2 separate regions of the Homo sapiens genome follow, and region 2 is linked to region 1. A link is an interaction called in ENCODE POLR2A ChIA-PET data of the cell type or tissue named here. Cell type or tissue: MCF 10A. All regions are shown on one strand. Each heading gives the region's core, and the rest is flanking DNA. Links, peaks and the distances in the headings are about the cores only.

The links. ChIA-PET counts read pairs that join two places held together with the same protein. Peaks named below come from ENCODE experiments on the same cell type or tissue, not always from the same donor. Only the 100,000 strongest peaks of a DNase experiment are listed, where the experiment ranks them.
Region 2: POLR2A ChIA-PET joins it to region 1 with 18 read pairs; 9 of 35 experiments call an interaction of 5 or more read pairs at or near these places.

Annotation. Positions count from the first base shown.
Region 1 is chr7:116,510,823-116,513,645 of GRCh38, reverse strand. No RefSeq gene overlaps it. Among named protein-coding and RNA genes, the nearest start is that of CAV2, 12 kb to the right of the region's middle. RefSeq lists enhancers at 1,403-1,452, 1,463-1,842. In MCF 10A, for the core only: no CTCF peak of the experiment used is centred there; a DNase peak (open chromatin) is centred at 1,485.
Region 2 is chr7:116,568,779-116,571,601 of GRCh38, reverse strand. COMETT (cytosolic oncogenic antisense to MET transcript) reads left to right here. Exons shown (of 5, transcript NR_165033.1): 4 at 372-484. Among named protein-coding and RNA genes, the nearest start is that of CAV1, 45 kb to the right of the region's middle. In MCF 10A, for the core only: no CTCF peak of the experiment used is centred there; DNase peaks (open chromatin) are centred at 391 and 1,641.

The DNA of each region.
Region 1 (2,823 bases), core at 245-2,744:
ACTGATCAGTTTACCACTGTCACTTTGTGAGAAAATATGTAGAAACTGGGTGCGATGGTATGCACCTGAAGTCCTAGAAACTGGGGAGGCTGAAGAGGGAGGATCACTTGAACCTAGGAGATTGCACTACTGCACTCCAGCCTGGGTGATAGAACAAGACCCTGTCTCTAAAAAATAAAATAAATAAAATTTATAATGAGCAAATTATTCAATAGGAGAAAATAAATTCATATATGGTTTTCCCTGGGATCTCCAAGACAAAGTAACTGACAATAAAATTGGATAACATAAAAGGATGTACAAACTGACAAGAAATTTCCGACAAAATGAAGAAAATACAAAATAAGGATTCTGTCTAGAAAACAATATGTTTAGTCCAAACTGAAATTATTGCTGTAATTATTAATATTTTACATGTCAGGATGTTTAGCATTGAGAAGAAAAATCATCACTGGGCTTTTGATACATATTAGGGAAGTCTGTGTGAAGGAATAAAATGCTACAAAATTTACAAAAAATGAGAATAATGGCATTTGGGAACTATTTTTCTGACTTTAGCTGGAGTGTAAGGTCTAGAGCTCAGATCCTAAGGAGAAAGAAAGGGTGTGCCCTGAAAAGCGGCATACAGGGCTGGGGGAGGGGTTCAGGGATTAGATGGAGGCCGAGTGAGGAGGTTACATGAAGCCCAGGTGCTAGCTTGGGACAGCTCTTACAACTGAGGACATGAAACTGCCTCCATTGATGGGAGAATGGAAAAAAAGGTGCTTCTCAGAGTAGGAAAGGTGGATGAATGAAAAAAGAAGATTTTGGCTGGAAGCCATAAGAACAGCCATGGACACATTCTTTCAGGAAATAGAAAATCATCTCTACAGTGATTAGGAGTGTGGGCTCTGATGTCAGGCTCTCTTGGCTCACATCCTGACTGTGGTCTAGGGCAAATTCTTTAACTTCACAGCATCAGTTTCATTATCTGAAAAATGGGAATGACAGTAACATTCCCATCGTAGGGTTATTGTACTGATTAAGTAAATGCCCAGAAGATTATAAGTGCTCGACAAATCTAAATACTCCTGTTATTGTTTGTACTGAGATCAGAGGTCTCCCAGCCATATAATACATAAAGAATTTCAACCAGTTTCCTCCTCAGTAAAATAAGCGTGGTGGTTATTCCTCACCACTTGCCTCCCTGCGATGTGGAGTGTGCATCCCTGAAACTTTCCAAATGACTCCTTGTTTCACTGCCCTAGTTAGCTGAGACAGCAGTTGGCTGGAACCGATGTGCCAGTCAGTTAGAGAAACAGGTCCTGCATACTGCCCTTCTCTCCCCTTTTGTTACTGGTTGGTGCTCGGTGACAAGTGACTGGGAGGCAGGAAAGAAAAGAATGCTCCAAAGATGACCTGCTGCTCTCACCTCTTCCTGATCCATTTATGTCTGAGAGAAATATTTGCCCTTGGCTACGTGCTGTTTCCCACTCTGAGTCATGTCTCTTCCTTTCTCTCATCATCCTACACCCCTACCTTTTCCTATAAAGGCAAAATGATTTCTCCAGTCACACAGCTGAGCTGAATGACCTAATACGTCCAAGCACAGGCAGATAGGTGTCCCTGTCCTATTTTTGGTTAATTGTTGAAGTGGTGTCCTCTGATTTCTCTGACTGCAGCATGGTCTTTCTTTGCCGCAGACATGCCGCAACAGTCAACAGCACAGAGAGGCAAGGCGAAAGAAGACACAGATAGATGGTCACAAGTTACAGTTTCATTTTCATTTTCAGTTGCACGCTTCGGCATTGTCTTTAGGGCACATGGTTCCAGCAGAGCCCTCATGCCCACTCCTAGGGTCCTATTCATTCAGTAAGACAAAAGCAACTTTCCTTTGTGGATAAAAAGAAAAGTCTTTAGCTGACTTCAATTTCCTCCACTCCTGTTCAGATTCCATGCCCCTTTCACTAGGGATTTGGGTTGTCCAAAAGCGAAACTGGGAAGGCTGAAGGCCATGTGATTGGAGCCTCTTGTTTCCCTTTGTCACAGCTTTCTCTTTGGTGACATCTCTTTTAATCAGTGTATGGTGCTCTCATATTGTGCTCAGAGCTCTTATGCTTGGTTCCCATATGTAGTTTTCAACACTCCTTTCTCAGATCACTTGTTCACCTAAAGTAAATAGATGACTGCTAATAGATTGAAATGTTACCCCACTCAAGGGTGTGTTTCACTTAAAAAAGTATCAAGATGTCAAGTTCCAATGGCAGCATTTCAGGTACAATCCAAAGCAAGAAACTGGAGAGTGGGCACAGAAATGTCTTAAAAATTTAGCAAGGGGTGCTTTATTTTGCTCATTTTGCTATTTTGGGGTGAATAGGGAGAAGAAATTGGGATGGTTAAATTATAGTTGCCAAACTTATTTTTATTCCTAAAAAATATAAACTGACTATCTAGTATACCTGTATCCTTTACTCCTCCTCTGTCAACTTCTTCCCCTGTCTTCCCTGCACACATACACAACTTGAAGGGAAGAAGTGTACCAAATCCTGATTTGTGATAAATTACATTCATTGTGGTAATTTTTCTTTGCAGCTCTACTTACTATTTTTTTAAGTTTCTTAAAGTAACATGTAACCCTGTAAAAATTCTGTAAGCACTTGTTATCTTAAACAAACATTCTAAAATGATAAAGTTGCAAGCTAGAAAAACTAAGCTATTATTTGTTTGATTTCTCCATTATGTTATTTAATTTGTCCTGGGATTCAGATGAGACAATGTGTTTTCTAAAATGTAAAACCCAAAGAAACAATCTTTCAGTGTTATAAATTTCAAAGTGAGGAATAG
Region 2 (2,823 bases), core at 287-2,786, 58 kb before region 1:
ATTAATGGTTGGCATTATATTAATACAACTGAAGGAGAGGAGTAGGTTTCTTTCTTGGCCATTTGTAGAGTGGCTCAAACTGGCAGCTGTTGCTTTTTTAAAAAAATGACTGCATTTTTCTCGTTGCAAATACCCCACCTTTTATGCCAGTTTCCACATGCTTTTCAGTTGTGTTGTTAAAGTACTAGGCAAGTGTATAGTTTTATCTTTTTGACACGCAAATTACTCAACTTTCTATGGAATCAAATCTCTCATTCTAGTTGATTTTATTCACTTTCTCCCTGTCTAACTCTTCCCACTCCTCTCTCATCACAATAAAAAAATCCCTACTTCCTTACTTGCAACTTTCTTTTTTTTTTTTTCTTTTCTAGCTCTGTGGAAGTTTGAGTGACTCATTGCAGAGAGGAATTGATGAAGTCAACAGCTGCTGGAAAAACTTCTTTTTCCTTAATAGCTGTATCAACATGTGGTTGCTATTATTCAAGTAAGAAAAATATGTATATCAAACATCCATGGTAGTCCTTGCTAAAATTTTCATTAGAGAGACTCATGTTTTGACATTAAAAAAAGTTCAAATGGGTACCTTAGAGGATGTTTTGTTGGAGAACAAAATCATGGAGAAATAAAGTCTAAAAAGAAAAATAAATGGCAAGCATGTTGTTAATAATGCTGTAATTTATTTCAGAGTGGGTTGGGTGATTTTCTTCATGGCATTATTAGTGGCACTGCAGAAATTTGGCACCTCATGCATTCATAGTCTCCAGGATGGTCTGACCATTCATCCAACAAATATTAATTGCTCTCATGGTAAAATCTCTGCCTCATGGAGTTTAAATCCTAAAAGTGGTGAAAAACTAAACACTGTGAACAGTTAATTACTCAATATGGTATGTACTGTGAAGGAAGTAGGCAAGAAGCTAAGATAGAGATTAAGATAAAAGGACTTGCTTCACTTAGGGAAGACATGGGAGACCTCTCTGAGGGTTGACATTGAGGCTGAGACCTAAAGAATGAGAAGGAGGTAGCAAAGTAGAGAGAATGGTGTAAGATCATCTTGGTCAGAAGGAGCAGCTGTGCAAAGTCCTCTGACTTTGAGAGGGACCATAGCATGTTCTTGGGACTGAAGGAACATCAGTGTGTCTAGAGCACAGATCATGAGGAGGTTGTGGTATGCAATTAGATTGGAGAGATAGGCAGGAGCTGAATCAGATAACTTTGTAGGCCTTGGTAAAGAGATGTGATTTTATGAATGCATTTTACTGAATGCAGTGAGAAAATACTAGAGGATTTTAAGTTCTGTGTGTGTGTATGTGTGTGTACCTCTGTGAAAATATGTGTTGCTGTAGAGCAAAGTGGCCAAATGAGTTGGGTGGGGTTAAGGGTGGAAACAGGTAGACTGCCTAAAGTAGACCAGGATTTAAATTATGGCTGCTCATACTGAGGTTGTGGCAGTGGAATCGAGGCAGGGGTGCAAAAGCAAGATATATTTTGAAGAAGGAACTGATAGAATCTGGTAATGAATTGGCTATAGGTCTTGAGGAAAAGAAAAGTCTCTGGGGACTCATAGGTTTTAAGCTTGGGTAGCTATGTGGATGATTGAACAATTAAAAATGATGTAGAATATTTGGCAGGGTGGAGGAAGCATGAGTAATACAGTTTTTATCTATGAGACAGCCACGGAAGATGAGAGAATCTGGAGAGAACATGCACAGAGAGACAAGAAGAGGGCTTAGGATGGAGCCTTGGGCTATTTCTTCATTTATGGGTTGGGTAGAGGACATCTGAGGAGTAAACGATCTCAAAAGCAGAATAACAAACTGGATGACGAACACCCCTGGGAGCAGATATATTAGAACAAAAGGACCAATAATTTATATCTTCTTAAATAAACATCCTAATTGAGAAAAAGAAATGTATTAGCAACATGAACCAAGACAAGAAATTCCCCCCACAAAAAAAAGCCATGTAAAATATCAGGATAAAAATGTAGACTTGAAGGAACCTAATAGGTGGGATAAATAGTGACATAGCTACAGCTAAAGAATGATGGAGTTGAAAGACCAGATGGAAGAATGCTTCTAGAATGATAGAAAATGTAAAAGTTCATAGCCAGAGATAATAGAAGTACCAGGTTTTAGATACTTAGAGTCCCTGAAGGAAAAATTATAAAAATTAAAAGAGGAAAATATTTAAAGAAATGTGAAGAACATTTTCAAAAGAAAGAACAGCTACAGATTGAAATGGTCTTTAGAGAACCACTTCATGGGAAATATATATTAAAAATATTAAGTAAATATATATTTTAAAAATTCACACACAGGTCCATTATATTGAGATTTAAGAATATCATAGGCAAAGAGAAAATGATAAATGACACAAATGACATCGGAGTTTTCAATAAATGCAGAATTCCAGAGGCAATGGAGTAATTTTTAAAAAATACTTAAGAAAATAAATTTGAAGGTAGAATTTTACAATTAATAAATTTGTATTTCAAACATGTGATGACAATAAAAATATTCTCAGGCATACAAGTCCTTTTTACCATAAAAAGGACTACCATTGAAAAGATATTTTAACATAAGTGCTCCAAAAGAGAAAGAGAAGAAAAAATATCAAGAAAAAAAAGAACTATATCCAAAATACCACAGAATTAAAGCTCTATATGGTGTCAATATGATTGGCAACCCTGGTGGGGGGAAGACCAAAAGTAATGAACATATACTAAAAATCTTGTCTAGTTAGAGGGTGTATATACACAAACATATATATATATATATATATAATATACTGTATATATATTAATTACTTTAAATAAGAAAG